Regions from separate parts of the Homo sapiens genome. Here region 1 is linked to region 2. The links are chromatin loops, found by intact Hi-C in ENCODE. Cell type or tissue: HCT116. All regions are shown on one strand. Each heading gives the region's core, and the rest is flanking DNA. Links, peaks and the distances in the headings are about the cores only. Region 1 overlaps KIAA1671. Region 2 overlaps KIAA1671.

Region 1 (16,192 bases), core at 9,732-14,731, 54 kb before region 2:
CCAAGGTCGTGGTGTTGGCTGGGCACAGATCCCAGAGGGCACAGGCCTGGAAGTTGGGAATTGGGAGGGAGAGGGAGCTTCTCCTGCCGGACCCAAGTCCTTGCAGGATGAGTGCCAGCGTCTTGGCTCCTTGAATCACTCATAGGGAGGCCAGTGGCCTGGGTGCTGGTTTCCCTGGCCTGCTTCAACCTGCTGTGTGACCTTGGATGAGTCCCTTGGCCTTTCTGAGCTTCCTTCCAGGCATCTGTTGAATTCATTTGGAAAGTACTCCTCTGACACCTGCTGTGGGCCAGGCTCTGTGCTGGGGGCTACAGGGAACCCTGCAGCTGAGATCCCTTCTCTCTTGGGGTCTGTGGGCTGGAGGGAGAGGCAGACCTGGCAGGAGGGAGAAAGAAGACCAGGATGCTTTGAAGAAAATGGGGGATGAACTTTAGCTGAGCTTCGGCTTGTGCTTTTCTGAGTGCACCTTAACAAATTATCACAATCTGGGTGGTTTCAAAACAACAGCACTGTGTTTTCCGACTTTCTTGAGGCTAATAGTGTCCTCAGAGCCACACTGCTTCAAAGGCTGTAAAAGAGAATCCCTCCTTTCTTCTTCAGCTTCCAGTGGCTTCCGGCAATTGTTGGCGTTTTTTGGCTTCTAGCTGTATGTCTGTGTGTTCTTTTTTTATAAGGACACTAGTCATTGGATTAGGGTCCACCCTAATGCAGAGTGACCTCATTCAGACCTAACTAATTACATCTACAAGGACCCTATTTCCAAAGAAGGTCGCATTCTGAGATTACAGGTGGACCTGAATTTTGGGGAGACAGTTTTTCTCCCATTACACTGAAGAAGGGCCATTAAAGCTCAGACTTAAAGGATGTGTGTATGGTGGGGGGGCGGGGGTGGTTCAAGGTGCGGTTGTTTGAAGCAGAGGGAACAGCTTGCGCTAGGGCTTTCTGGCAGGAGTGCGGCACAGAGGCCTGTGTGACTGTGCGGTGGGGGCTGAAGCTGGGGGTCTGGGGGCCTGGGGTATGGGGCCATGGAAAGGTGTTTGGAATTTTTTTTTTTTTTTTTTTTTGAGACAGAGTTTCACTCTTGTTGCCCAGGCTGGAGTGCAATGGTGCGATCTCGGCTCACCACAACCTCCGCCTCCTGGATTCAAGCAATTCTCCTGCCTCAGCCTCCCAAGTAGCTGGGATTACAGGCATGCACCACCACGCCCAGCTAACTTTGTGTTTTTAGTAGAGATGGGGTGTCTCCATGTTGGTCAGGCTGGTCTCGAACTCCCGACCTCAGGTGATCTGCCCGCCTCGGCCTCCCAAAGTGCTAGGATTACAGGTGTGAGCAACCGCGCCTGGCCGGTGTTTGGATTTAACTCTAAATGCCTCTCAGGGGCTTAAGCAGGGACATTATGTGGTTGCATTCCCTTTTGGAAGAAAGTCACTTAATTAGGAAGGGGCATGACAGTGACTGAGGGTACATGCCTTAAGGGTTACCCCCAAGCACACTGACATCCCTCCAGTGTTCTAAGCCTCAAATCCTTTGCAGATAGGTAGGGCAGTACTTTTATCTCTTGAGGAAATGCAGGCCCAGAGAGGTTAAGCAGTTTTCTTAGGGTCACACAGCTAGGGGAAAGAAAGCTCAAGGCCTCAGCTAACATCTTCAGTCTTGTAAGTTCTCAACACACCTGGAGGCAAAGGACCATCCTCAAATATAGCTGGGTGTCCAGGGCACGGGAAATAGCCCAGGACAGGGAGCACTGATTTTACACCTGTTGGTGAAGGTAATGCATCATCTGCCCAGTCAAGAGACGGTTTAGCTACTGGGCAAGGGATGAGGCAGCTTCAGCAACTTAATAAGCGTGGAATTAATTCCCTTATATGTGTGAGCTGCTGTGAGTCTTCCCATTCAGGACAAAGCTCAGGAGCAGAGGAGAAAAAGCAGGTAAAACTTTGGGAGGCCGAGGTGGGCGGATCATGAGGTCGGGAGATTGAGACCATCCTGGTCAACATGGTGAAACCCCATCTCTACTAAAAATGCAAAAAAATTAGATGGGCTTGGCGGCATGTGCCTGCAACCCCAGCTACTCGGGAAGCTGAGGCAGGAGAATTGCGTGAACCCTGGAGGCGGAGGTTGCGGTGAGCCGAGATCGTGTCATTGCACTCCAGCCTGGCGACAGAGCTAGACTACGTCTCAAAAAAAAAAAAAAAAAAAAAAAAAGCAGGCAAACAGCAATAAACGCTGACCTGTGTCCACCAAGGAGCATGTTGGAGGGTTGTTATAGTATCCTAGGCCCCGGGCCCAGATGAAATGGCAGGATAATTCCAACTGTTCCAGAAGCACGGAGCTGCTGTCTCTCTGATTTTTTGGATATATATTCATGTGGAAAAGAGCTTTCTTCTTATTGGGAAGTAAAAATATATCTCTATTCAGATAAAACATCTCTATTCACATTCCAAACTGGGAACATATCAATTTTCCCACACTGGGATTTAAAACGTAAATTAGGTGCTGTCTCCGAGGTATTGAGGATGCTAATATCCTCCTAAGAGATGGGCTTGTTGGCTGGATCTGAAATTCCCTGTGGAGTGAAAGGCCGTTATTTCCTGCTGTGTTTTGTTTCTTTCTTTTTTTTTTTTCGAGACAGAGTCTCGCTCTGTCACCCAGGCTGGAGTGCAGTGGTGCGATCTCGGCTCACTGCAAGCTCCGCCTCCCGGGTTCACGCCATTCTCCTGCCTCAGCCTCCCGAGTAGCTGGGACTACAGGCGCCCGCCACCGCGCCCGGCTAATTTTTTGTATTTTTAGTAAAGATGGGGTTTCACCGGGTTAGCCAGGATGGTCTCGATCTCCTGAGCTCATTATCCGCCCACCTCGGCCTCCCAAAGTGCTGGGATTACAGGCGTGAGCCAGCGCGCCTAGCCTTTCTGTCTCTTGTTTCTTTAGTTCCCTCTTTGTCTCAGCGCCTTTTGAGGGAGGAAGAGAGGGAGGGAGAGGGGGAGAGAGAGAGAGAGTGTGTGAGTGTGTGTGTGTATGTGTGTGTGTGTGTGTGTGTATGGTGAGGGGAGAGAGAGAGAGAGAGAAACAGAATGAGAGGGAGGAACTACTCTGTTCTCCAACACCAGGAGAAACCTCTCCCTCTGGAATAGCCCCTTCCCATTGAGGATTTTTCTCCAACTGTGTTTTGCGAGGGTTGTGGGGTAACCCTTCGGGAGGAAGCTGAGTCAGTAAGTGCCGATGCTGTCTCCTGACTGCTGGGTTGGGACTTGTGTGCGTGTGTGTGTTATGGGGGATGGGGACGTGTGAAAGACAGGAGTTAAATTTGGTCCCGGATCTGAACATGGGTTTCCTTCCTCTCCTAGTGAAAGGACTTATCTCAGATGAATCACGTCCTCTCTTTAGAGTTCTGGGCTCATGGAATGTCAAGGCCAGTCTGGCGCTCTTGGAGAGGTGCCTGCCCAAGGGATGTCAGATTCTGGTTTGTGACTCTGGAGGGGCGTTTGGCCACCCTAAGGGATGACGCTTGTGGCTTCAACCAGAGCATCTTCCCTATGTAGTCAGTCTTCCCTCGGTATCTGTGGGAGACTGGGTTACGGGATACCAAAATCCCCAGAAGCTCAAATCCCTGATATAAAATGGTGTAGTATTTGCATGTAACCTATACATATCCTCCCAGATGCTTTAAATCAGCTCAAGATTAATTATGATAGTTAATACAATGTAGATACCATGTAAGTAGTTACTATCTACATTGTTTATGGAATATGACAAGAAAAAAAAACTCTGTACCTGTTCAATACTGATGCAACCATCCTTATTTTTTTCCTGAATATTTTCAATCAGTGATTAATTGAATCCATAGATGTAGAACCCATGGATACAGAGAACTGCCTATTCATTTCATTCACCCACCCAACCACCCACCCACCCATCCACCCACCCACCCATCCACCCACCCATCCACCCATCCACCCACCCATCCATCCATCCATCCACCCACCCACCCATCCATCCATCCATCCATCACAAGCTTGATGCACAGCTCTATGCTGGGGGCAGGGCCTCATGGTAATTATCCACCATTTGTTATCTGATCATCTGTCAAGGCCCTGACCCCTTTCAGGCACTAGGGAGCATCCATAGAAATGAAGGACAAAGCCCCTTGCCCTCTGGAGGTCACAGCCTAAAGCAGGGGTCGGCCAGCTTCTCCTGTAGAGGACCAGATAGTAAATATTTTCAGCTTTGCAGGCCATAAGACCTCTGTCACACCTGCTGACCTCCGCCGTTTACTGCACAAGCAGCCCAGACAGGATGTAAACAAGTGGGTGTGGCTGTGGTTTGACTGCAATCACAACTTATGTATAGACACACACATTTGATTTTTATATGATTTTTCATGTGTCATGAAATACTGTTCTTTTGATTTTTTTCCAATGATTTATTTATTATTATTATTATTTTTTTTTTTTTTTCTGAGACAGAGTCTCGCCCTGTTGCCCAGGCTAGAGTGTAGTGGTGCAAACTCGGCTCACTGCAAGCTCTGCCTCCCAGGTTCACGTCATTCTCCTGTCTCAGCCTCTGGAGTAGCTGGGACTACAGGCGCCTGCCACCATGCCCGGCTAATTTTTTGTATTTTTCAGTAGAGACGGGGTTTCACCGTGTTAGCCAGGATGTTCTCGATCTCCTGACCTCGTGATCCACCCGCCTCGGCCTCTCAAAGTGCTGGGATTACAGGTGTGAGCCACTGCGCCTGGCCTATTATTATTTTTTGAGATGGAGTCTCACTCTGTTGCCCAGTCTGGAGTGCCATGGTGTGATCATAGCTCACTGCAGCCTCAAACTCCTGGGCTCAAGTGACCTTCTTTCCTGCCTCAGCCTCCTGAGTAACTGAGACTACAGGCACATGCCACCACACCTGGCTAATTATTTTATTTTTTGTAGAGGTGGGGTCTTGCTGTATTGCCCAGCCTGGCCCTAAGCAATGCTCCCACCTCAACCTCCAGAGTAGCAGGGATTACAGGTGTGCACCACCAATCCTGGCTAAATGACAGCTAGTCTGATAGACTCCTGCTAGATTGGGCATATTATGTCTGCTTTGCAATTGAGGATACTGAGACATGGGGAAGGAGAATGACTTTCTGAAGTAGAACCTGGATTTGAGCCCAGCCTTGTAGTCTCTGACCCCTGTCATGTCTGCCTTCTCTCCACACATCTCCAGAGCTCTCTGCCCTGCAGGGGGTCCATCTGCAGCATCACAGGACTGTCAAGACTCCTGCCTGGGCGGGGCACGGTGGTTCACGCCTGTAATCCCAGCACTTTGGGAGGCCGAGGCGGGTGGATCACCTGAGGTCAAGAGTTCGAGACCAGCTTGGCTAACATGGTGAAACCCCGTTTCTACTAAAAATATATTTTAAAAATAGCTGTGTGTTATGGCGTGCATCTGTAATCCCAGCTACTTGGGAGGCTGAGGCAGGAGAATCACTTGAATCTGGGAGTTGGAGGTTGCAGTGAGCCGAGATCGCGCCATTGCACTCCAGCTTGGGCAACAAGAGTGAAACTCCATCTCAAAAAAAAAAAAAAAAAGACTCCTGCCTGGATCTCAGCCCCCCAAACTGGGAGCACTTGTTATTTTTAGGGTATCTCTATTCTGACCCCCGCTCAGTGGGAAGGATTCCCATTTTTGCTTCATATGATCCTTTGGGTAGAAAATCACTATTTATGTTAGTTCTTCAAAAATGGGTTTGGGGCTGGGTGTGGTGGTCATGCCTGTAATCCTAACACTTTGGGAGACTGAGGTGGATGGATCACTTGAGGTCAGGAGTTCAAGACCAGCCACATGGTGAAACCCCATCTCTACTAAAAAATACAAAAATTAGCCAGGCATGGTGGCTAGTGCCTGTAATCCCAGCTACTTGGGAGGCTGAGGCAAGAGAATCTCTTGAACCTGGGAAGTGAAGATTGCTATGAGACAAGATGACACCACTGCACTCCAGCCTGGGTGAAAGAGCGAGACTCCATCTCAAAAAAAAAAAAAAAAAAAATGGGTTTGGGTGGTTTATCTCATCTGAGAATTGTGGTCCGGTGTCAGACCCAAAGATGGGGAGGGAATGGGGCAGGGAGCTACTGAACACCAGGTACTGTGCTGGAGTTTTCAGTGTCCATCTGGGTTTGGTATCTTCCCCATCTCACAGTTGGAAAAACTGAGGCTCAAAGAGGAGCACTGACTTGTCCAAGGTCATGCAACTAGTGATTATGGAGCTGGGATTGGAATCCAGGTCTCTGACTCCCTGTACTTTGTGCTGGTGTTGAACTCCCAGGCCCAGTACACTCACCACTTCTTCGTGGAGGGAGTTTTGAATCAATCTTTTTTCAAGGTCCCTTTGGTTCTGGTTTCCCCTGGTTTCATGTCGAGGGTGAGTAGGAAGGGGTGTTCATTGTCTTCCTCTCACCCTTGTGTTCAAAGCCACATTGTCCCTTCTCTTGGTCCCCACTGTCACTGAATTCATCTTGGCCACCCCGTCTCCCACCTGGAGGATGGCAGGAGTATCCTGCCCCAGCTCCAGGCTTCCACCTTTGCCATTTAGTTTATTCCCCACTGGGTGCCTGGTGTGCTTGCAGGGGGGTCACAGCCCTGCTGACAGCCTCCTCTTCATTGAGGTCTCAGCTCACATGGCACCTCCTCAGAGAGCCCTCCCCATCCCCTCATCTAGAGTTGCTGCCCCTCCACCCTGACTTCTTATAACCCTTGCTCTATCGCCTTCATAGCCCTGGTCAACTCTGAGCTCAGTCTCTTCACTGCTGTAACAAGGGAGCTAGGGCTGCATGGTCTCTAAGATGAAAATTCTGAACTCCTAAGCCCTGGGAATTTAGGGCTGGTCAGGGCTCAGGGGGGATGCACTGGCCCAAGGCAAGAGTGTGGGAGGAGGGCTGACCCTGAGCCACAGGAAAGGGAGAGTCCCTGGGTGGGGAAGAAACTATTTGGGATGAGTTCCCAAAGCTTAGCAAGAGCTCAAGAGCCCCTTTCCCCACCACTCCCCAAGAAAACACGCACTATTGTCTTAGCTGCAATTTTGGTGCCGGGAGGGTGTGCGGGGTGAATGTCCGCCCGGCAAAGGGACTTCTGCCAAAGGGACTCTTGTTTATTTGAGATTTGAACAAAAAAAGGCTGTCCTCTTAAAACCACAGCCCCAGAAACCTTGTTGGGTTTTGGGATCAAGGCAGAAGATGGTAGAGAGCTTTTTCTAGCTCTTTGTTAAACATTAAAAACATATTCTTTTGATAGAACATTATGAGCACCAGACGGCAGGAAAAGGAATATTCAGAAGCCCATCATCATTGGGGAAGCACAATGAAATTTTGGCAAGGTGATTTATTTTTTATTTTTTTATTTTTTTAGACAGAGTCTTGCTCTTGTCACCCAGGCTGGAGTGAGTTGGTGTGATCTCAGCTCGCTGCAACCTCTGCCTCCCGAGTTCAAGTGATTCTCCTGCCTCAGCCTCCCAAGTAGCTGGGATTACAGGCACCCGCCATCATCCCTGGCTAATTTTTTTATTTTTAGTAGAGACAGGGTTTCACTCTGTTGGCCATGCTGGTCTCGAACTCATGACCTCAGGTAATCCGCCTGCCTCGGCCTCCAGAAGTGGTAGGATTAAAGGTGTGAGCCACCTTGCCTGGCCTGTTTACTGTCATGTGTGTTCCTCCCTACATGACTCAGTACCTCCAAACATACACATATATCTCACACCCACCCTACCTCCTGGAAACATGTTCCCTGGCCCCACACACACCATGCACACACCATGCTCACACACATGTGCCTGCCCAATGTGCGCCCACGCCAGCAGCAGCCCTGGGTGGTGGTATGAGGTTTGGGCTGCAGAACCACCACCTCCAACCCAGCGCTGACATGGACAGGCCACCTCTGGAGCGTCACCATGTGGGACACAGCAGGCACCTGCTCACGTCCTGGCCTTGCCCTTCCTTGAAGGGTGGAGCAACCATGGTCCTCTGGTGACCCTACCTTGCGGGTGGGCAGCTTCATGCTGGTCTTGGATTCCTGCCAGAGGCTGGAGGCCTGGTCTTCCCTCCTCATTTGTAGGAAGGGCTCAGGGCTCGGTGGGTAAGCCAGACACTGAGCTAGGTCCTTCTTGCCCAGCTGGGGAAACCGAGGCTCGGGTGCCACAGCGGAGGTCACAAGCCAGGACCAAAGGCTTCTGCTTGACCACACTGTCCCACCCCTGGCCCAGGGCTGGCCAAGCAGCTCCAGTCACCCAGGCCTTCTCTGAGGAAGGGACCCTTTCTTCTTTAATTTTATTTTTATTTTTTTGAGGAGTCTCACTCCGTTGTCCAGGCTGGAGTGCAGTAGCTTGATCTCAAGTCACTGCAACCTCCGCCTTCCGGGTTCAAGCGATTATCCTGCCTCAGCCTCCTGAGTAGCTGGGACTACAGGCACACACCACCATGCCCAGCTAATTTTTTTTGTATTTTTAGTAGAGACGGGGTTTCACCATGCTGGTCAGGCTGGTCACGAACTCCTGACTTCAAGTGATCCACCCACTTCGGCCTCCCAAAGTGCTGGGATTACAGGCATGAGCCACCATGCCCAGCCCCTTTCTTCCTTATTTTTAGGAATGTCCCCTCTTTTTCTCCCAGTCCAGCAGGGCAGATCAGCTTTGTGGCTCTGGAATTGACAAGATGAGTCACCTTGGACAGACAGTTCATCTCTTTAAGCCTCAGTTTCCTCCTTTCTTGTTTGTTTGTTTTTTTGAGACAGAGTCTTGCTTTGTCCCCAGGCTGGAGTGGCAGGATCTCGGCTCACTGCAAGCTGTACCTCTGGGGTTCAAGCGATTCTCCTGCCTCAGCCTCCCGAGTAGCTGGGACTACAGGCACGTGCCACCACGCCCGGCTAATTTTTTTTTTTTTTTTTTTAGTAGAGACAGGGTTTTACCGTGTTAGCCAGGATGGTCACGATCTCCTGACCTCGTGATCCGCCTGCCTCAGCCTCCCAAAGTGCTGGGATTGCAGGTGTGAGCCACTGTGCCTGGCCCAGTTTCCTCCTTTCTGACGTGGGGAGAATAATAATCCCCATAGTCACTGAGTAATTGCGAGGGATCATGGCCATAATCTCCATTCAGAGTTTATTTTAGAGCCGGGGATGAGTGTAAATAAGCGTGGCGTGTGTGCTTGTTTTCTTGTTTGAGTTGTTATTTCCTCTGGTGTGGGGAGGTTGGGGACTGGGCTTTGCTCTGTCCCCTCCGGTCTCTTCCCATCCCCTCCTTGGCACAGCCACATCAGCATTTTGGGCCTGGGACACCCCTCCTCCCATTTACAGAGCGGGCAGGACATGACTCATGCCTACACTGGCAGACACCGCCCTTGGCATAACTGGCTGCGCCTGAAGCTAATGTCCTAAGAGATTGTCTCTGGGGCTTAGGGATTTTCCTTCGGGTAATTGGGACGGAGGATGGAGTTTGGACCCTGTAGGAGCAGAGTTACCCTAAAGAGCTGGATTCCTTTAGGATGTCCATGCCTAGGGCTCTGGCAGGAGACAGGAGTCTTAACTTTCAGGGTTCACATGGTGACTGGTAGGCTCCGGGCTTTTACTGGGGGACAGGGTCTCAGATGGAGGGAATGTACTTACCGTGTGCCTGTAAAATTTTGTCTCTCTTTGCCATTCCTGACTTCTGTAAACATTGGATTTCTTCCCCTGCCTGACTGAACACTGGCCCTGTCTTGTTCACACCTGTATCTCTGGCTCCTAGTACAGTGCCTGGCACATAGTAGGAGACTGGTAAAAGTTTGATCAATAAATGAACAATGGCCAGGCGTGGTGGCTCACTCCTGTAATCCCAGCACTTTGGGAGGCTGAGGTGGGCGGATCACTTGAGGTCAGGAGTTCGAGACCAGCTTGGCCAACATGGTGAAACCCCCTCTCTACTAAAAATACAAAAATTAGGCGGGTGTGGTGGTGCATGCCTATAGTCCCAGCTACTCAGGAGACTGAGGCAGGAGAATTGCTTGAACCCGGGAGGCGGAGGTTGCAGTGAGCCAAGATCACGCCATTGCACTCCAGCCTAGGTGACAGAGCGAGACTCCGTCTCAAAAAAAAAAAAAAAAAAAAAAAAGACAATGCCAAGTGCTTTTTGATGTATATTCTTAGCAAATCTCTCAGCTACTATTCAAAGCAGATAGGTTTAACCCATCTGAGAGGTGGGGAAACTGAGGTTTGGGAAGTTAAGAAACTTACCCATGCTCATAGAGGTAGGATTTGAATTTGAGTCTGCGCACTGTGGACTACCAACCAAAGCTGTCTCCTGACTCAGACTCCCAGTTGCCAGGTGCTGATCTCGAAGCCGCCCTCTCTGCCTTTCCCTCTAATCTGCCTTGAAGCCAGCAGTTATCACCTGGATGCACCAGACGGAGGATGCTGACATGTGAGATGCTGTCCCCCCACCGGGAGTGGGAGACTCAGTGAGGCTCCTGGCAGGCAGGCGGTAACTCCACCCTCTCCCACTCAGGAAAGCAGGTTGGAGTGCTAGGGAGGCAGGGTGAGGAAGGTGATTCTGGGAGAGCCCCAGACACACTCTCATAGATGGCCTCAGAGTCCTGCAAGACCCTGTCCGTTGTCTTCTCTCCAAAGTCAGCCCATGATACTTCCCTTCACTCTACTCCAGCTGTGCAAGCAGAAATTTCTGTTCCTTCCATGCCCCAAGCTCTTTTCTGACTCTAGACCTCATGGCTTTCCCTTGGCCGGCTCCCTCTGACTGTAGGTCATTCAGCTGATAGGTCACCTCCTCCAGGAATCCTTCCTGATCACCCAATTTGTGCAGCCCAGCTGCTATTCACATCACAAACCCTGTTCCCATCACCTCCCTTGTCACATGCTACTGTCTTTGTCTTGGTGCATGGCTTATCCATTGCCTGTCTTTTCCACCTTCCACCTGCTCTAAACTCCACGTAAACAGGAAATTGTGAGTTTATCCACATTGCTCTATCACCAAACATGGAGTATGGCACATAATAGGTCAATATCATCTTTTGGAAAAATTGGAAAAAGAGCAACTTTTAAAAATTCAGCAAGTGCAGCCGGGTATGGTGGCTCTCGCTTGTAATCCCAGCACTTTGGGAGCCAAGGCAGTTGGATCACTTGAGGTCAGGAGTTCGAGACCAGCCTGGCCAACATGGTGAAACCCTGTCTCTGCTACAAATACAAAAAAATTAGCCGGGCATGGTAGAGGGCGCCTGTAATCCCAGCTACTCAGGAGACTGAGGCAGGAGAATCGCTTGAACCCAGCAGGTGGAGGTTGCAGTGAGCCAAGATCACGCCATTGCACTCCAACCTAGGCAACAAGAACAAAACTCCCGTCTCAGAAGAGAAAAAAAAAAATTCAGCAAGTGCAAGTGTTACAACCTCATCATCTTGGTAGTCAGTGGTTTGCTGACACATTTCAAAATGGGGTGTGTCTCCCCACTGTGTCACGACACCTTAGGAGGGAACTTGTTTTCCAAGCCAGTCCTTCTATTGTGAGTCAGTGATTCTAGGAAAGAGTGGTGTCATAGGTTGGGTTCCCCCAGAAGCAGAGCCTAAGTCAAGGGTGCAAAGGCAAGCAGTTTATTTGGGTGGCAGTGTACCATTAGGGTGAGATAAGGAGCAGGTTACCTTGGGGAACAGCTGGGGCTCAGCTGTGCTGGGGACCTCTGGGAGCCTATAGAACATGCCATTAAATTATCCGACTTGAGTGCTAGGTAGCTGGGGTATTTATCCCCCAGCAACAGAAAGTTATCCACTAGTGCTGAGAGGATTTGGGTGGAGTCCAACAGTGTTTGGTATGACAGAGTAGGCTCTTCCCAGGCACCCTGTGGTGCCTGGGGTGGCACACCTCTTGTGAGGACCTGGCTGGCTCCAGCAGGCAGAGGGCGACCGTGGCTCAGGTGAACCAGCGCATGAGGTCAGAGGCTCTGACAAAGGAGTGGCTTCCCTGTTCCTGCTTCTGCCTGAGATCCAGGGCTGTTTGCAGAAAGGCGACTCTTTAGGCATGTAAGGATCTCTGAGCCCAGAGAGGTCATTTTCTTGGGGTCCCCTTTTAAGAATGAACTGTATCATCGTCAGAGCTGTTGTATCCTGAGCACCTGCTGTATACACTTTCCAGGCCTCTTTGCTTCCTTGCATCTTTTGGGATGGAGTTGGGGCGAGGGGTCCACTCTATCCCCTTGGGATGGGAGACAAGGCCTGTTCCTCCTCCTGCTTTCCAGCCACGTTCCTGCATTTGTGCAGAAGCTGTGCAGCCTAACTCCAGGCTCCTGCCTCATCCCGTCTCTGTTTGTATGTTAGGTTTTTTTTTTTTTTTTTAATTTGAGACAGAATCTCGCTCTCTCACCCAGGCTGGAGTGCAGTGGCGCGATCTCAGCTCACTGCAAGCTCCGCCTCCCGGGTTCACGCCATTCTCCTGCCTCAGCCTCCTGAGTAGCTGGGACTACAAGTGCCCGCCACCATGCCTGGCTAATTTTTTGTATTTTTTTAGTAGAGACAGGGTTTCGCCATGTTAGCCAGGATGGTCTCGATCTCCTGACCTCGTGATCTGCCCACCTTGGCCTCCCAAAGTGCTGGGATTATAGGCGTGAGCCACTGCGCCCGGCCAAGGTTTTTTTTTTTTTTCTTGGCAGGGGCAGGGTCTCACTCTCGCCCAGGCTGGAGTGCAGTGGTGCAGTCATGACTCACTGCAGCCTCAACCTCCCTGGCTCAAGCGATCCTCCTACCTCAGCCTCCCTAGTAGTTGGGACTACAGGCAGGAGCTACCATGTCTGGCTAATCGTTTTTGTATTCTCTGTAGAGACTGGGTTTCGCCACGTTGCCCAGGATGGTCTCCAACTCCTGAGCTCAAGCAGTCCACTGCCTTGGCCTCCCAAAGTGCTGGGATTATAGGCATGAGCCACCATGCCCACCCCCAGTCTCTTTCAATGATTAATAATAATACGGTTATGAGGACAATTACTGATGTAGGTGTTGACCATTGGCATTATGCTAAGCACTTCATGTATGTGATCTCATTTAATCCTCACAAAAGCATGTGAAGTACCTACCCTTGCTTCCATTTTATAGATGAGGAAGATGAGGCTCAGAGAGGTAGAGTGAGTTGCCCAAGGTCACACAGCTAGTACAGATGGAGATGACTGGCTCTGGAAGTCCCTGTTCTGAACAGTTGTACAGAGGGATACAGACAAGGGGAGGAGACTGGGGGCACCCAGCTGCTACTCCTGCATGTCATCCCCTGACCACAGTGTCCTCTGAACTAACTGGTGATTATGCTGGATAAAATTGGCATCTGGGAGAAGTGAGGGCAGGTGGTGTTCATCTGAATGCAGGAGAGTGTAGAGTGTTTTCTCTAACAAGGCTAGGTAAGTCATCTTCAGGGGAGGGGCTTACAAGGACTCATTGGGGAAGCGACCCCTGTGTATGCAGGTGGCTATGCTAAGAGCTGGTGATAGAGCAGGGTGTCTCGGTGGAGGGCTCCCTCTCGGACTCAGAGGCACATTTTAGAGCTTCATTGCTGGTGGCTGAAAAGCACAGCTTAGGTCCTTCTGTGTATCTTATAGAGATGAAAGTAAAGGGCATCGGGAACCAGCGAGGAGACCCTCCCCACATGTGCACTCACACGAGCCTTATGGATTACACGTTTCCTTACAGCATGGCCCCTGGGTTGGCCACTGGAATTGCCATTCCTTTTCAGACTTAGCTTTGGGAGGCAGTGTGTCAGCCTGGAGTGCGGGCGAGTACTTGAAAGCCTTAAGTTCTGTCTTATGTTGGGTTCCCTAGAAGGAGAGCTTGAGATAGGAATTCTGTGAAAGTGATTGATTTGAGTTGTGACTCATGCATCCCCGAGAGAGGGAGACAGGATAATAGGGCAGGGGAGGGGACATTTGGCCTCAGTCTGATCCCCTGGGGCACTCTGAAGCCACAGAGTAAGTCCTGCCTTGGGGCAAGGGTAAGTAGCCCCTCGTGTCCCTTGGAAGCCAGTCATTGGCTGTGGGAGTGAGGGATTTACCAGGAGGGGTGGAGACTGTAGGGCAGCATGTTGGAGGACAGCCCTCCTGGAAAAGGGTGTAACTGTAAACTGAGCAGACAACTGTCATAGCAGCTGGGGGATGGGTGCCGCAGCAGGAAAGGGGATTTGGGGGAGGGGCAGATCCAACAGCATCTCCCATAGGTTGCAGTGCTAGATTCATCCTTAATTGGCTGTGTGACCTTAGGCAAGCCTCTCGGGGCCGAATTTTACCTTCTGTATGCCAGGGGCCTGCATAGAGTCACTGTGGGCTCCATCCCATTCTTACCCTCCATGCAGTGACTTATTTTCTCATGTAAACATTGATTTGCTTCAGCAAATGTTTATTGTGTACCCATCACATGCCAGGCAAGGATCTCTACGACAAAAAGGATCTCTGCCTTCAGGAAGCAAGGCAGACGAGTAACCAGGCATAAAACAGTGGGGTTGGTGTCACAAAGAAACAGAGAGTTCTGGGAACCAAAGCCTACCTGGGCTGGCTGCAGGGGTCTGGAAGGCTTCCTGGAAGAAGTGGTATCTAATTAGGGACCCATGCGCATTAGCTCTCACGAGTACTGATGTCACTCAGGAAAAAGAGAAGGCGACTGGCAGCTTTCTGCGGGTCTCTTTCCCATCCCAGGATGGAATTCTTCCAGATTTTGACTTCTCCCATGTCTTGCTTGAGAGGGGAAATTGCCGGTATGAAAAACAATCATGACAAAGCTGACATGTCGATGTCCGGGATAAGTGAGTTAGGAGCTGGGAGGGAAAGGGTGCTGGTATAGGGGTTGTTGGTGTTGAGAACGCATGGCTTGTGGGAGGCTGGTGGGGCTGGTGCCCTGGGTGAGGGGCAGGAGATGAGGTCTTAGTGGTAGACAAGAACAAATAATGCAAGGCTGTGGTGGTGAGGGGTGTGGACTTCATTTTGTGAGCACCTGGAGGCCACTCGAAGTTTGGGGTTTGCCTCCTTAAGCATAACATACATACAGGAAAGTACACACATCTTAGGTGTCAACTAGACACACGTTTACGTATGTATACAAGATGTAATCACGCATATCAAGATATAGAACATTCTCAGGTCCCAGAGAGCATCTTTATACCCCTTCCTAGTCACAGTCCCCAAAAGTAATTGCTGTTCTACCTTCCGTTACCCTAGAGCTCACTTCATATAAATTTTGCCTGAATTTCATACACATGCCGTTTTACAGAACAGTTTAGAATGCTGCTTGTTTTGCAAACCTTAATGCCTGTCGTATTTATCCATGTTTTCTTCTTGTTGCAGTACAAATATTCTTGACTTATAATGGGGATACGTCCTGATAAACCCATCATAAGTCAAAAGTATTGTCAAAGTTGCATTTAGGCCAGGTGTGGCAATATACACTTGTAATCTCAGCGCTTTGTGGGGCTGAGGCTGAAGGATCGCTTGAGCCCAGGAGTTTGAGACTAGCCTGAGCAACATGGTGAAACCCCATCTCTACAAAAAAATAAAACACAACAACAAAAAATTAGACGGGCATGGCAGCGGAGGCCTGTAGATCCGGCTACTTGGGAGGCTGAGGTGGGAGGATCACTTGAGCCAGGAGAACAGGGGTACAGTGAGCCATGACAGCACCACTGCACTCCAGCCTGGGTGACAAATTAAGACCCTGTCTCAAAAAAATAAAAGAAATTGCATTTGGGCCGGGCACGGTGGCTCACACCTGTAATCCCAGCACTTCGGGAGGCTGAGGCGGGCGGATCACGAGGTCAGGAGATCGAGACCATCCTGGCTAGCACAGTGAAACCCGTCTCTACTAAAAATACAAAAAAATTAGCTGGGCGTAGTGGCGGGGCCTGTAGTCCCAGCTACTAGGGAGGCTGAGGCAGGAGAATGGCATGAACCCAGGAGGCGGAGCTTGCAGTGAGCCAAGATCGCGCCACTGGACTCCAGCCTGGGCGACAGAGCGAGACTCTGTCTCAAAAAAAAAAAAAAAAAAGAAATTGCATTTAATACTCTCATAAATGATCACCTATTGTAAAGTTTAAAAACTGTAAGTGGAACCATCACAAATGAAACCATCCTATGTTGGGGACTATCTGCAGGTTTTTTTTTTTTATTGTTGTATTATATGCCATTATGTGAATATGCCACAATTTATGTATCAAATGTAGTGCTGATGGACAT
Region 2 (16,192 bases), core at 5,408-10,407:
GGGAGTCAGGGACTGGAGACAGTCACAAGGTAAGTACCGAGACACTTTTTAATTTTGTCAAACATGGTTTAAACATCTAGTCTAGGGGGCCGAAACTCAGATTTTGTGTGGCCCACTTTGGGTACATAAATGAGTGGAGTCAGGCTGGGTATGAGGCTCCAGGGAGGGGTATGGATTGTGGCAAATGGAGAGCTCATGCCCTATCTGAACTGGACAACTGCTGCTTGGTCCCACCTGGTTCTTTGTTTGTTTATTTGTTTGTTTGAAACAAAGAGTCTTGCTTAGTTGCCCAGGCTGGAGTGCAGTGGCATGATCATGGCTCACTGCAGCCATAATCTCCTGGGCTCAAGCCATCCTCCCGCCTCAGCCTCCCAAATAGCTGGGATGACAGGCATGCGCCACCATGCTTGGCTAATTTTTTATTTTTTGTAGAGACAGGGTTTTGCCATGTTGCCCAGGCTGGTCTCAAACTCCTGGGCTCAAGTGATCCTCCTGCCTCGGCCTCCCAAAGTGCTGGGATGACAGGCGTGTGCCACCATGCCTGGCCCAGCTGGTTCTTCACAGGCAGGAATGCTGGCCTTGAGATGGCAAACCTCATTTATCAAGAGAATCTGAAAATCTAGATTTTTATGTGTAATCCTCCCATTAGGAAATGAGGAGGACTTATTTTTAAAAATGCTGTTCAGCCCAAACAAGACTTGTCTGCTAGCCCCATGCAGCGCGCCGGCCACCTGTTTTACACTTCTGTCCTACAATGACGATAATGATAGATATCAATGGTAGCTTTATTGTGCTCCTGCTGTATAATAGCCTGTTGTATCCTGTTCATTATTATGTCCCCAGAATCCAGCATCATGCTTGACATACTGTGAATGTTCAAGAAGTATTTGTTGAATGAGTGAACAAGTGATCTTACGTGAGCCTCAAAAGAGGGATCACCATGGTTTTGGGTTCCAGCAGTCCCTTGTTTTTTTTTTTTTTTTTTTTTGAGACGGAGTCTCACACTGTCACCTGGGCTGGAATACAATGGTGTGATCTTGGCTCACTGCAACCTTCGCCTCCTGGGTTTAAGCGATTCTCCTGCCTCAGCCTCCCAAGTAGCTGGGATTACAGGAGCCCGCCATCATACCCGGCTAATTTTTTGTATTTTTTTTTTTTAGTAGAGACGGGGTTTCACTATTTTGGCCAGGCCGGTCTTGAACTCCTGACCTCGTGATCCGCCCACCTTGACCTCCCAAAGTGCTGGGATTACAGGCGCGAGCCACTGCGCCCGGCCTGTAAGCACTTTTTAAGGGGGTGATCCCAGGAAGAACCAGTAGGGGAGAGAAGAAGTGAGGCAGGTGCTACAGGGGCCATGGTTGGCCACAGAGGCACATCTCACTGGGGACCCCGGGAGGCAGCATGGAACACCTCTGAAGTTGTCATGTCCAGGGGTCAAGGGACCTGGAGTATGTATTTTCCAATCCCTCTGTCCTTGCCTGAGGCTGTTTGTGGGGTCATGAACATTCAGACTTTTCCATCCTGGCTGGCACCATGCACAGCAGAAGAAAGAAAATCTGGCTTCCTTTGTTCAGTGAAGAACAGAGAGAAAGAGAAGAATGGATGGCAGGGTGGGGGGTGGGGAGGAAAGGAGGAAGGGATCACTTTAATTACAAGCACACCCTTTTGGGGGTACATAAGCAGAATAGCTGTGAAGAAACCCTCACCCAAATAAGCCACTTTGTTTTTAACACACACACACAAATTCAAATCTACCCAAATATCTATCAGTGAGGCTCTAGGGTGTTGGCAGAGGGCCCCTTCTCTTGATCTTTGGCATATACCTGAGTGTTGGGCAGAGTGCTGACACTACCTACTGCTGTGTGATCATCTTCCTGTACAGATGGGGGGAAAAAAACAGAGGCTCAGAGAGGTGAAATAACTTGTCCCAGGTCACACAGCAGTAAGTAACAAAACTGGTATTTGAACCCAAATCTGGCCTTAATTACCCAACTGGGCCATATTCTAGGAGACCATTCTGGTGAAGAACCACGAAGGTGGGGAAGAAATCTGAGGCATAAGGACCACCCTTTGAAGCTTCTGATCTCTGTGGGGAGATGGGCCATTGTGATCCAAGACTGGGGAGTGATGGGGTGCAGAGGGAGGCACTGGAGAGGTGGCCCAAGGTGTCCTGGAGGAGTCGGTGGTCTCAGCCCAAGCTTGAGGGTTGGCCATGCTTTTGGGTGGGCTGATGAGGGGAGGTGAGGGCATTCTCAGCAGGGCACAGCATGGACAAAGGTTTGGAGGTGGGAAGAGCGTAGAATGTTGTGGGGGACATGTGGAAATGGACTTAGCACCGCCCTGTGTGATGTGGCATCAGCAAATCAGGCCACAGATTCTTCCTTTGCCACTTGCAGCTGAGTGATACAGGGCAAAACCTTTCACCTCCCTGCACCCGAGTTTTCTTGTCTGTAAAAGGGACTAGGTGGCCAGTCTGGAAGTGGATGCTGCAGAAAGGAAACTCTAGGATACAGTCAGTAATGATCATGCGGTGAGGATTTGCCTTCAGTTAAGAGTGGGTAAGTGATGGAGTCAGGCTTTGAACCCATGTCTGTTCCCAAGAGGCCAAGCTCTCCAACCACCATGTGCAGGATCACGCAGACTTGGCATCTGAATCTCCACGCTGCTACTTGCCTGCTGTGTGTAAAGCAGCCTCTTGGCCTCTCCTGGCCTCAGTTGCCATGCCAGAGTTAACAGGGATTCCTGCCCCAAAGCACTGTTATTAGACTGAATTGAAATAAAGCACCGAACTTGGGCCATCCCCGTGTGCTTCCTGAGAAGGGTTTCATCTGTCCCTACCTGCAGGCTGATGTTGTGGTAACAGTGGAAGAAGGAAGAGGCCAAGGAAATGCGACACTTATGTTTGCCAGCACCTTGCTCAGGGCCCGCTGGTGGTGGGGGAGTCGGGATGTTGTGGAGGGGGGATCCTGGGCTCAGCTCTGTCCCGCAGCCCAGCCTTGGATGCCTGCCTGGAGCACGCAGGCCCCAGCAGTGCTGGTTGTCAGGGGATCTGTTTTCTCACCACGGGATTGGGAAGCCTTGGACCAGCTTCCCGTTTCTCTCTTGTCTCCTGCCAAAAGATCTTTGGTTCTTTGATCTTAAAAAAAAAAATAAAAACACACCAATACAGAAGGAAAAAATGTTGGTTGTTAAAATTTTGAACCTTACAGGGGTATAGAAAATAAAAGGTGAGTGTTCCCCCAGAGGCAGCCACCATTACATTGTTTATGTCCTTTCGGACTTTCCTATATTGACAGTCACTTATCAATCATATATATATGCATAATTGTCATGCTTTTCATATTGCAACAGTAGCGAATGCTTGCGTAAAATGTGAAATACTGGCTGGGCACGGTGGCTCATGCCTGTAATCCCAGCACTTTGGGAGGCCGAGGCGGGTGGATCACGAGGTCAGGAGATTGAGACCATCCTGGCTAACACGGTGAAACCCTGTCTCTACTAAAACTACAAAAAAATTAGCCGGGCACAGTGGCGGGCGCCTGTAGTCCCAGCTACTCCGGAGGCTGAGGCAGGAGAATGGCGTGAACCCGGGAGGCGGAGCTTTCAGTGAGCCAAGATCACGCCACTGCACTCCAGCCTGGGCGACAGAGAGAGACTCCGTCTCAAAGAAAAAAAAAAATTTTGAAATACTATAGAAAAATGGTGTAGAGAGAAAATCTCCTTTAAATATTGAGCGTGGTGCATAAACTGGGGAACACCCCTCTAGGCCCATTAGTGGTTTTTAACTATGGGCAATTTTGCCCCTGGGGCACATTTGGCAGTGTCTGGAGACATATTTTGTTGTTGTCACACCCTGGGAAGAGGTTGCTATTAGCGTCTCATGGGTAGAAGCCAAGCATGCTGCCCAACATCCTACAAGGCACAAGACAGCCCCCACTGCAAAGAATGCTCCAGCCCCAAGTGTTTGCAGTTTGTAGGTTGAGGAACCCTGGTCTAGACACAGACATAGATAAAGGTAAATGCATAGACTTAGATATAGGTAAATACATAAGCTTTCTATGGAAAACTACAACAGTCTATAGAAAATCTTGTGGCTTACTTTTGTTTTTTGAGATGGAGTTTTGCTCTTGTGGCCCAGGCTGGAGTGCAGTGGCAGGATCTTGGCTCACTGCAACCCCCGCCTCCCGGGTTCAAGTGATTCTCCTGCCTCAGCCTCCTGAGTAGCTGGGACTACAGGTGCACACCACCATTCCTGGCTAATTTTTTGTATTTTTAGTAGAGATGGGGTTTCACCATGTTAACCAGGCTGGTTTTGAACTCCTGGCCTCAAGCAGTCTACCTGTCTTGGCCTCCCAAACTGCTAGAATTACAGGCGTGAGCCACTGCACCCGGCCTCCCCTTCCTCTTTTTAATGGTTGCGAAGTATTGTATTATGTGACTGAGCCCAATCTATTTTAACCTAGACTCTCATTGATGGGTATTTGGGTGGATTTGAATTTTTGTGTGTGTTAGAAACAGGGTTGTGCCGGGTGCAGTGGCTCACATCTGTAATCCCAACACTTTGGGAGGCCGAGGCTGGCAGATCACTTGAGGTCAGGAGTTTGAGACCAGCCTGGCCAACATGGTGAAACTCCATCTCTACTAAAAATACAAAAATTAGCCGGGCTTGGTGGCGGGTGCCTGTAGACCCAGCTACTTAGGAGGCTGAGGCAGGAGAATTGCTTGAACCCAGGAAGCGGAGATTGTAGTGAGCGGAGATCGTGCCACTGCACTCCAGCTTGGGCAACAGAGCGAGACTCTGTCTCAAGAGAAAAAAAAAGAAGAAGAAAAAGAAACAAGGTTGGTTCCTTGGGTGAGGGTTTCTTGATTTACAGCCCAAAAGGGTGTGATGGTCATTAAAGTGATTCCTTCCTCTCTCCATCCCTTCCTCTCTCCATCCCTTCCTCTCTTTTTCTCTGTTCTTCACTTAACAGACATTTATAGAAACTGTTTCCCAGACCCAACAGTATTTCATTTATTTAAATTATTTATTTTAGTTTTAAGAGAGAGACGATTTCACATGGCTCCACTCCAAAAATACTTAAAAAACATTCCCCTGATACCTGCCATGCTTACATTTCTTCCACCCGGTAATCACTTTTATTCCTTTTTTTTAAATTCCTTTTTTTCTTTTGAGGCTTCTTTATGAAAATACAAGCACATAGAAATACATATTTTTATTTTTGCTTCACTTTTCCATAATAAAGAGCACTTTCTCTAAGTGGTTGAAACTTTGGTTGCCTATGGGAGTAACACAGGGAATCCTAAAAGATATCAATGACTGGGCCTCTCTCCAGGCCAGTTAGGTCAGAATCTCTGGGGTAGGACCTGCCTTTGTTAGTTATGAAGGCTCCCCAGGGGAATCTTGGGTTGAGGATCTCTGTTGAACCCACAGATTTTCCACCTTTCTGTTTTTCATATAATGTGTCTTGAGAGTTTTTTTTTTTTTTTTTGAGCCAGCGTCTCACTCTGTCACTCAGGCTGGAGTGTAGTAGTGAGATCATGGCTCACTGCGGCCTCAACCTCCTGGGCTCGAGCAGTCCTCCCACCTCAGCCTCCCAAGCAGCTGGGACTACAAGCACATGCCACCACACCTGGCTAATTTTTTTTCTTTTCTTTTTTTTTTTTTTTTTGAGACAGAGTCTTGCTCTGTTGCCCAGGCTGGAGTGCAGTGGCATGATCTCGGCTCACTGCAACCTCCACCTCCTGGATTCAAGCAATTCGCCTGCCTCAGCCTCCCGAGTTGCAAGGATTACAGGCATGTGCCACCTTGCCCAGCTGATTTTTATATTTTTAGTAGAAATGGGGTTTCACCGTGTTGCCCAGGCTGGTCTTGAACTCCTGACCTCAAGTGATCAACCTGCCTTGGCCTCCCAAAGTGCTAGGATTACAGGCGTGAGCCGCCACCACCACCATGCCTGGCCTCTTTTCCTTTTTTTTTTTTTTTTTTTGAGATGGATGGAGTCTCACTCTATTGCCCAGGCTGAAGTGCAGTGGTGTGATGTCGGCTCACTGCAATCTCCACCTCCTGGGTTCAAGCAATTCTCCTGCCTCAGCCTTCCAAGTAGCTGGGATTACAGGCGCTCGCCACCATGCCTGGCTAATTTTCGTATTTGTAGTAGAGACGGGGTTTCACCATGTTGGCGAGGCTGGTCTCAAACTCCTGACCTCAGGTGATCCACCTGCGTCGGCCTCCCGAAGTGGTGGGATTACAGGCATGAGCTACTGCGCCTGGCCTTCCCTTTCTTAATGGTACCCTTTAAAGCACAAAAGTTTTTAATTTTGAAGAAGTCTATTTTATTTATTGTTCTTTTGTTGTTTATGCCTTTGGTATCATATTTAAGAAATCACTGCCTAAGCCTAGCTCTTGAAGATTTACACCTCTATTTTCTTCTAAGAGTTTTCTAGCTTTAGCTCTTACATTTAGGTCTTTGATCTATTTCAAGTTGATTTTGGTATATAGTATGTCAGATTTGCAGCATGTTTTGCAGGTAGAGTCTCAGCTTTGCTGATGCAGTGGAGAAAAGTGGGAGAGAATGGGGAGGAGAATGGAGGGCAACCCGAAGGTCTTGGCCTCCCCAGCTGGGGGATGGATGGGCAAGGTGTGGGAGGAGCAACTGTGGAGAGATGGAATCAAGACGCATGTTTTGAGCACGTGGATCTGAGATGAGTGTGAGCTTCCAAGAGATGTTGAGTGAGCAGTGGGATCTCCGAGTCTGGAGTTCCAACACTGAGAAACAGAATTGGCAGGCATCTGGGTGTAGATGGGATTTATTTAAAGCCATGGGGGGCGTGAAGAGAGATCCCAGAGGGAATGATGTAGCAAAAGGAGAAATGGCTCTGCGGCTGGCCTGGGACATGTGGGGACACTGATCAAAAAGAGCCAGGGGGTTAGGAGGAAAACCAGAGGGTCTCTGAAGGCATCCAGAAAAGAGGCTGTGAGGGAAGGGATTAGAAATCCAGTCTTCCTCTTCCTGGTGCTGTGTGTTCTTAAGCAGCTCCCTCCCATCTCTGGGCCTTTGTTTCCTTGTCCACGCAGGGAGAGTGTGAAGCATATAAAATATGCATCCTGGAGTCCTGGCCTGTGAATGTTTCCCCTATATATAACTAAGTGGAAAAAAACAGCAGGATTCCAAGTAGATGTACTGGAGGTGCTGTGCTGTTCATGCACCGTTTCTCTGTGTCTATGCATGTGTGTTTGGGTGCATAAAGAGATGATTAAAATAAGGTCACCAAGAATGACCACTGGCAGTAATGAGGCCAGCCAGCATTTATGGAGGGCTCCCCAGGTGCCAGGGATGGAGGAGGCTAGGGTAAGCCAAGCCAGGTGCCCAGGACTTGTGCACGTCTGCCCCCTGGTGGCTATACTGCATCATGTACATTCCATGTGCTGTTTCTTAGCGCCTAGAAGCTGGGTGCTGTCATCATGGGGTTCCTTTCCCAGATAGTTGAGGCTCAGAGAGGTTGAGGCACCCACCTGAGGTCACACAGTTATTAAATGGCTGAGGCTGGGCCACTGGAACCCAGAGCTACCGCCCTACATGTTACCTCTGATCATTAAAGTGGGGGATTTCTGGGGGTTTAATTTTCTTCTTTGCCCTTTTTGGTACAGAATGGACTCTTGGCATAATATATTTTTTCCTGTAAATGAGAAGGCTCCCAGTAAAGTCCTTTTCTTGTGCTCTGTGTTTCAGGTGCTGCCACGGGACCTGGAGAAGGAGGATGCCCCCCAGGAGAAGGAGCGACCGCTCCAGCAGGTGTCCCCTGTGGCCTCGGTTCCCTGGAGAAGCCACAGCTTCTGCAAAGACAGGAGGAGTGGGCCCTTTGTGGTGAGTGATGCAACATGGCTGGAGAGGATTGCACAGGGGTGCTGGTTGCTGGACACTGCTGTGAATGTGGTTGGTGGAGCATCTGGACAGCCCAGGGCCCTGACGGGGTTGAGGGCAGCAGGCAACTGTCCAGGAATCTGGTGTCACCTGACTAGCTGTGTTGTGGTTCTTGATGTGGAGGGTGTTTGGTGGCTCTGCTGGGGAAACCTTCTTCCTCTTGAGTTTCCAGCCCAGCACTGCCTGGCATGGAGTGGTTAAGGGAACATAGACTGGTGTTGGAAAGTCCTGGGTTCCAATCCCAGCACGGTCTCCTGTCAACCTCTTTGAGATTTTGAGCAATTTACTTAATTTCGCTGCACTTCAGTTTCTTCACCTGGAAAACAGGATCTTGATTCCTATCTAGCTGTGTTGCGAGGATGGAATAAAAGTGTGTGTGGGGCCCAGCACGTCATAACACATTTAGGAACTGACAGTTATGGTGATAACAGGAGGCAGCAGAAAGCTGGTTCCAGAGCCAGATTGCCTGGGTTCAAGTCCCGGATCTGCATACATTCACGTGTGACCTTGGGCTGGCCTCTGGCTTCAGTTTCCTCATCTGTAGAATGGGGATAATAATAGTATCTACTTTACAGGGCTGATGTGGGGCTCAGATGAGAGAATTCATGAAGTGCTTAGCATGCTTCTGGGTACATAGCAAACAATAAGTGTCATCGTCACATAATTATTACTCTTGCTGTTACTGGTACGACTGTCCTTGTTTTCAAGTCTCCCTCTGGCTCTTGCTTATCTCTGTGTCCTTGTGCCCTCTTCCCCCTCATCCTGTTTCCTTACTTGTGAAAGGAGGTGAGTACACACTGAGCAGGCCCCAGGGACAGCTGTCCCATTCAGAGCTTCAGTGTGCCCACATGGGTTCCAGGGCTTCGCCACCTCCAGTGAGTTTCTTTTCGGACTTTAGTTCCATGCTGTTTGGAGTTTTGCACTTGCTCATGAAGCCCCTTTCCGGCCCAGGTCCTATACAGGGGCATCGAAGACAGGGCTCCTAAGGCAGCGACACTTCTGCCCACAAAGGCCTCTTTGGTTGCTCAGCTCCACAAGCTTCAGGGATACCTGGGCCTGGTCTCACGTTTTGGAGACATATGATTTTGTGCTGAAGCTCCATTGAGAGTCCATCCCTTCCAGTTTTATGGCCACAGGCAAGAAACTTTGCTTTCCTGAACCTCAGTTTCCACTTCTGTAAAATGGGGGTAAAGAAGATACCCTGGCATGGTTTGTGCTAGGAGTGATGCAGAACAGCCACAACGTGAGCCCGACTGTGGGGCTGAGGGAGACGGGCCGGGGAGGAACTCAGATCCCAGCTAGGTGTTTACTGAGCAGCCCAGGAATTTTCCTCGAGGATCCAGATCCTAGCCAAAGATTCACACACATTTGAAACCTGCCTGGATTTTTTGATAAACATTCCCTTCCATTGACTTCTTTCTCAGCTATTTCTCCAGTCCCTCTCAGATAGCTCTGACTTAGCTTATCTGATTGTACTTGAACTTTTATGAGTGTGTGTGTGAAGACAAAGGTGATGGGAGAGAAGCATTTTAAACCTGTCTTTTTAGAGTCTGCTTGCTGGCATCCTCCTTGGCCGTCCTGCTCCTCCTCTTTCACTCTCTGTCATTGAAGAGCTTTTGTCCTTGGAGTCCTCGGGCAGCTTGCCTTGGCTCTTTCCTTCTGGCCTCTGAGGCCCCTGCCCCACTCTTGCCTGCTTGATTTCCTCTCCTCAGAGGTAGGTGGGTGGAGGGACTTAGCATGAACCGGAGAGTGCTGGGGCCTCAGACCTCATTTCCCTGCTTTTGGGACTCATACCTGCAATTCTGGGGAGTGGCCACAAGGAGGAGGTGGTGTTCAGCTCCTATCCTGGTGCCTCCAACAGCCCATCCTAGAGGGACCTTTTAGTATTGGGCTCTGGAGGCTGAAAGAAGTGGCTTTAAGTTCCAACTCTGCCACTGTGTGACCTTGGGCAAGTGACTTCATGGACGTCACTAAATATCAGTTTTTTCTTCTGTAAGATAAGGATAGTTCTCTATGACCTCAAGAGTATTTTTGTGAGTAGTAAATGAGATCACCCAGCACATAGTAAATTCTCAATGTCTCAACTGCAGTGGTAGCTTTTGCTTCTTTCTCCCTCTTCCCTTCCTCCTTTCCTGATCCTTTCCATCTCTTCTACTTTCCCTTCCCTTTCTCATCCTCCTCCTCCCCTTCCTCTCCTCTGCTTTTTTTCTCACCTGTCCAATTCTCTTTTTATAAAAGGGGAAAGTGAAGCCAGGAGAGAGGACCTGACTTAACCAGGGTGACCCAGCAGAGGAGGGCTGGGGTCCTGAGCCCCTGGTGGCTGTCCCTGCTCCTCTGGAAATTGGTCATACATGCATTTTGTGTCTCATGAGGTGTTTGAAGGGATTCACTGTGTCTGCTATGATTCCCATCACTGCTTTGATGAATGACTTTGTGCTGTTATTTTCCCATTTAAGTTCATGTTCATCTTCATTTTTTGAGCCTCTCAGGCCTTGCCAATTCCTACTTCAGCCTCATGTTAGTGACCATGAATCCTATTTTGCAGAGCAGGAAAGTGAGGCTCAGAATGCTTCAGCCCCTTGCCCAAGGCCACACAGCTGCTGGGGGAGCTGGAATGGAAACGGGGCCTATCTCACTCCAGCCTTGGCCCCAGGCCCTTCCCGCCATGGGCCTGTGCTTTTGGCCTATGGCCAACCCCTGCCAGCCCCTGCCAGCTCCTCTCTCTCCTGGGCCTGCAGCACTCCGTGCATTAGCTACATGAGGAAACAAGACACCCTGAGCCCTGGGACTCCTCCTGGAGCTGAGAATGTGATATTTGCTCAGCCCGGGGTTGGCCATCAGCTGCTGTGCTGCTGCTGTCTTGCAGAGGGTGCCTGGGACCTGCCAGGCCAATGCCCTGCTGATTTGCATAGCCCTGCCCATGGTTGCTGAACTACAGACCCTGCCACTTGCTAGAGGCCTTGAGCAAGTGAGTTTACCACTCAGGGCCTCACTTTTCCTCCTCTATAAAGTGGATAGTGATAGCAATAACAAAGCCTAACACTTACTATCGTTACATGTCATGTAGATACTGCTATTATTTCCACTTCACAGATGGGCAAACTGAGGCTCAGAGCCATTAAGTGTCTCTTCCAAGTTCTGGGTCTGCAGTCCATGCTCTTAAGTGTCTGCTGAACTTTCCACTCGTCTTACGTGGTAGCCCGGTGGGAGGACAGAGCCCAAATGAGATGATGCTTACAAAGCTCTTAGCACAGTGCCTGACACCGAGAAATGGCTTCACAAATCATAGCAGCTATTATTATTATTATTATTTGAGATGGAGTCTCACTCTGCCGCCCAGGCTGGAGTGCAGTGGCATAATCTCGATTCACTGCAGCCTCTGCCTCCCGGGTTCAAGTGATTCTCGTGCCTCAGCCTGCTGAGTAGCTGGGACTACAGGCGTGCACCACCACACCAGGCTGATTTTTGTATTTTCAGTAGAGATAGGTTTTGCCATGTTGGCCAGGCTGGTCTCAAACACCTGACCTCAAGTTTTCCGCCAGCCTTGGTTTCCCAAAGTGCTGAGATGACAGGTGTGAGCCACTGCACCCGGCTTATTATTATTTTATTATTATTTGCGGCCAGGTTTTTTTTCTATGCTCTCCCAAAGAGCTGATGGGAAAGACAAACATCCATAGCCTTAGAAGTTTTTCTGCAGTTGAGGAGACAGGCCCAGTGTAGGGAAGTGTCTTGTGTATGGTCCTGTGGCCTCTAGAGGCAGAGCTGGGGCTGGAGTTCTTCTTTGTGACTCCTTGGCCAGTGCTCTCTGTTTCTCCCCATCTCCCTTGTTACTTTCAGGGTTCCCCTCAGGACCTCGAGTCCACATGGCGAATCCAAGTCCTGTATCAGGCTTCCTCCCTCTCCTCTTTTCCCCAGGAAGTGAGCTTTGGTCTGCATTTTCACAGGGACCATAAAACACAGTGACTCAGTTGTGGACTGTGACCTCGAGTCACAGTTTACCCTGGAGGCCCATCTTGTGACGATGAAGTCAGAGATTCATCAGCTGGGAGGCTTCCTTGCAATGGGCCAGCGGGAGGGCCTCTGGTAGTCTCTAGAATTTTCTCCCAATCCCTGAAACCTATTGGTTAGCATATGCTGGCTCATTTGGTTCTTGAGTTTATTTCTTTTTGGGCCTACTATGCGCCAGGCCCTGCATGATGGGGCCTGGAGATTTTCTCCGTCAGCCTCCTGGAGTTCACAGCCCAGGGGTCTGAAAATGACCTGGGAGGGTCCAGTTAGGTGCAGGAAGTAGGAGGGGAGACATTTGGGACTGAGAACTCACACAGACAAAGGGGGGTGCTTGGAGGACCAGTTGGGCTGAGGTAGAGTGTTTAGGGATTTTGCTCCTTTTTTTGACAAATATTTATCTGCATGTGGTAAGTGCTATGCTGGGCAGTGGGCTACAGTTATGACTAAGGCATAGACAATTAAGAAGGTAGGTAAATAGGCCAGGCACAGTGGCTCACGCCTATAATTCCAGCAGTTGGGGAGGCCTAGGCAGGCGATTCGCCTGAGCTCAGGAGTTCGAGACCAGCCTGGGCAACATGGTGAAACCCTGTTTCTACTAAAATACAAAAAAAAAAAAAAAAAAAAGAAGAATTAGACTGGCGTGGTGTTGCGTGCCTGTAATCTCAGCTACTCAGGAAGCTGAGGGGCAGGAGAATCACTTGATCCCAGCTACTCAGGAGGCTGAGGCAGGAAAATCGCTTGAACTCGGGAGGCGGAGGTTTTAGTGAGCTGAGTTTTCGCCACTGCACTCCAGCGTGGGTAACAGAGTGAGACTCCATCTCAAAAAAAAAGAAGGTAGGTAAATAATTGCAGTGGGTTCTAATAGCTAATTTTCTTTTTTTTTCTTAAACAACAGAAATTTGCTTTCTCACAGATACACAGGCTAGAAGTCCAAGATGAAGGAGCTAGCAAGGCTGGCTTCTAATGAGGCTCCTCTCCGTGGCTGACAGCTGTGTCCTTCATTTGTCTTTGCGTAGCCTCTTCTGTGTATGCAGGGTGGGAGGTGGGTGATAGGTAGATGTCTCTGGTCTCTCTTCCTCTTCGTTTGCCAGTTTATTACAAAAGATAAGCTGTAGAAGCAGAGATGCGTAGGGTGAGGTATGGGGGAGGGAGTGCAGAGCTTCCATGCCCTCCCTGGGCACGCCACCCTCCAGGAACCTCCCTGTGTTCAGGTATCCGGAAGCTCCCTAATAGCTACTGTTTATTGAACATTTACTATATGCCAGGCATCATGTCATGTGCTTTAATTTAATTTGAATTTGTGTAAAGTCTCCCTGGAGGAGGGAGGGGGTGTCTCCACTTGGGGAGGGCTAGCTGAGAAGCAGGAGTTCGAGACCAAAGAGTCTGAGTTCTAAGTCTTGAAGGCTGAGCAGGTGTTTGCCAGGTAACTATGGTCTGGGGAACAGTGGTTTGCCCCTGATCGAGGGAACAGCATGGGCAGAGGTTTAGAGGCGTGAAATTGTGCTCTATACAACGGATGTCATCTGGGGTCCTTTAAACTTGACTTCCACGTGACCCTCCTGGACACCCGCAGTGTTTGGTTTTACACTGAGCTCAGACTTTCCCACATCTCTAACTGGTGAAACTGTGGCCCTTTGCTTCTGAGGCTGGTGCTGTGTCATCGTCATGCCAGCATCTTTGTACGCAGGATCTGCCAGGGCAAAGGTTGAGAGGTTTGAGAGCATTTGGACCTGATGACTTTGTTATTAAGACTGGAAAAAGGAGGGGAGGAACATTTGGATTCTGCTGACAGCAGTGGTAGTCCTTGTGAGTGTAATCAACTTGAAATAAGTGGGAACTTGTGAGGTGGCCCCCGCCCAAGAACATATCCTGGCTGCTAGTTAGAGATTCCCTCTAGATTTCAGTTGGTTGACAGCGAGTCCAAATGAGAAGGAAACAATCAAAATGAAAGACCACACAAGGACTGCTGAAAGTAACTCATCAAAGGTTGTGACTGAAAAAACAAGTTGTGGGCTGGGCGCCGTGGCTCATGCCTGTCATCCAGTGACTCAGGAAGCCAAGATAGGAGGATTGCTTGAGGCCAGGAGTTCCAGACCAGCCTGGGCTGAACATAGTGAGACCCCTGTCTCTAAAACAATGAATAAATAAAAATTTAAAAATTAGCCATGGTAGCTCATTGAGATATTTATTTTCATTTCCCTAATGACTAATGATTTTGAGTATCTGTTCATATGCCAAATGACCAGTTGTATATCTTTTTGGCAGAAATGTCCGTTCAAGTCCTTTGCCCATTTTTGAATCAGATTGTTTTTTCTTTGTTGTTGAGTTGTAGGAATACATACACACAAACATATATATAGATAGATATAGATAGATATAGATATAGATATAGATATAGATAGATATAGATACAGATACAGATATAGAGAGAGAGACAGGCAAACAGACAGACAGGATCTGGCTCTGTTGCCCAGGCTATAGTGCCGGTGGCATGATCTCGGCTCACTGCAACACCTCGTGAGTTCAAACCATCCTCCCACCTCAGCTTCCCAAGTACCTGGGACTACAGGCATGTGCCACCATGCCCAGCTAATTTTTTTTTTTTTTTTTGTATTTTTGGTAGAGACGGGGTTTTGCCATATTGCCCAGGTTGGTCTCGAACTCCTGAACTCAAGTGTTCCTCCCACCTTGGCCTCCCAAAGTGCCAGGATTACAGGCATGAGCCACCACGCCCAGTGGAATATTTTATATATATATTCTGGATATTAATCCCATATCAGATATTTGCAAATATTTTTTTCCCATTCTGTGGGCTGTCTTTTCATTCTCTTGATAATGTTCTTTGATGCACAAAATTTATAACTTTGATGAAGTTTGATGACGCCCAACTTTTTCTTTTGTTGCCTGGAAAAGGATTTTTAAAATTGAAGTGTGAGATGAATACAGAAAAGAGCTCATATCCTAAGCCAGATGGCCTGGGTTTAAATCCCAACTCTGCTACTTACCAGCTATGTGACTTTGAGTGGATTGACATCTCCGTGCCTCAGTTTCCCCATCTCTGAGACTGGGATTATAACAGAGCCTACTTGTTAGAAATGCGGTGAAGTGGCCGGGCGCAGTGGCTCACTCCTGTAATCCCAGCACTTTGGGAGACCGAGGCGGGGTGGATCATGAGGTCAGGAGATCAAGACCTGGTCAACATGGTGAAATGCCATCTGTACTAAAAATACAAAAATTAGCTGGGCATGGTGGCAGATGCCTGTAATCCCAGCTACTCGGGAGGCTGAGTCAGCAGAATCGCTTGAACCCGGGAGGTGGAGTTGCAGTGACCCAAGATCGGGCCACTGCACTCCAGCCTGGTGACAGAGTGAGACTCTGTCTCAAAAAAAAAAAAAAAAAAAAAAGGCAGTGAAGTGAGATGAGCTCCTATGCACAAGGTGCGATGAACAGTGCCTGACACCTGGTAGGTGCTTTGTAAGTGTTGGCTATTGTTGCTGTGACTATGTTAGACACTGAGTTTCTATGTGGCAGACGCTGTGCTAAGCACTGTGCAAACACCATCCCATTATCCGTCTTCATACTCCCCACGTTCTACATGAAGTTCCATTTCCTGGCACTTTTCCCCTAAGTGACTTCACTATATTCTGAAGTGCCAAGAGGATGCCCATTTAAGAGATTCTGAACCTGAGGCTCAGAGAGGGGAGGTGACTGGCCCCGCAACATGCAGTGAAGAAACAATGATGGCTGGATTGAATCCAGACCTGTGGACTTAGCCCTTGCAACTTGGGAGGAGAAAGGGTGTCTCTAGTGGGGCAGGATCCCCAGGTGGAAGAAGGATGGCTGGCTTCGGTTTCAGCAGTGCCACCTGGAGCTCCGGGGCTCTGTGGGCTCCCAGGGACCAAGGCCACGCAGGGCCCCCAGCTGGATGCCGACCGGCCCGCAGGAGAGAGATGAGTGAATGACAGGGACACCTGTTCCTTGCAAAGCCTCCCTTGTGGAGTAGGCCAGCATCCTGGCGTGCGCGCGTCCCCTGGTGGAACAGCGTGGGATTGCGGGCTCTAGAGGCTCCCCTCACTGTTGGAAGGAGACCCAGGAGAGTGAACCTTTTCCACCTGTTAGCCCATTAGCTCACAACGCACTGCCGCCATCTCACAGATCAGGAAAACGGAGGCCCAAAAGGGTAACGTCACATGTCCAGTGCGCTCTGCTGGGCATTTTTTTTTTTTTTTTTTTTAGACAAGGTCTCACTCTGTTGCCCA

The links. Hi-C counts contacts between places; a loop is a spot of excess contacts. Peaks named below come from ENCODE experiments on the same cell type or tissue, not always from the same donor. Only the 100,000 strongest peaks of a DNase experiment are listed, where the experiment ranks them.
Region 1: a loop joins it to region 2, with 2.6 times the contacts of the local background. A loop is called at or near these places in 10 of 110 quality-filtered maps.

Annotation. Positions count from the first base shown.
Region 1 is chr22:24,982,732-24,998,923 of GRCh38, forward strand. The region is part of intron 1 of KIAA1671; the gene reads left to right. Among named protein-coding and RNA genes, the nearest start is that of KIAA1671, 38 kb to the left of the region's middle. RefSeq lists an enhancer at 12,053-12,650. In HCT116, for the core only: a CTCF peak has its summit at 11,890; DNase peaks (open chromatin) are centred at 11,490, 11,890 and 13,900; H3K4me3 peaks cover 2,016 bases; H3K27ac peaks cover 2,066 bases.
Region 2 is chr22:25,041,497-25,057,688 of GRCh38, forward strand. KIAA1671 reads left to right here. Exons shown (of 13, transcript NM_001145206.2): 5 at 1-29; 6 at 7,734-7,868. Among named protein-coding and RNA genes, the nearest start is that of KIAA1671-AS1, 63 kb to the right of the region's middle. In HCT116, for the core only: CTCF peaks have their summits at 7,385 (motif pointing left) and 9,741 (motif pointing right); DNase peaks (open chromatin) are centred at 7,405 and 9,755.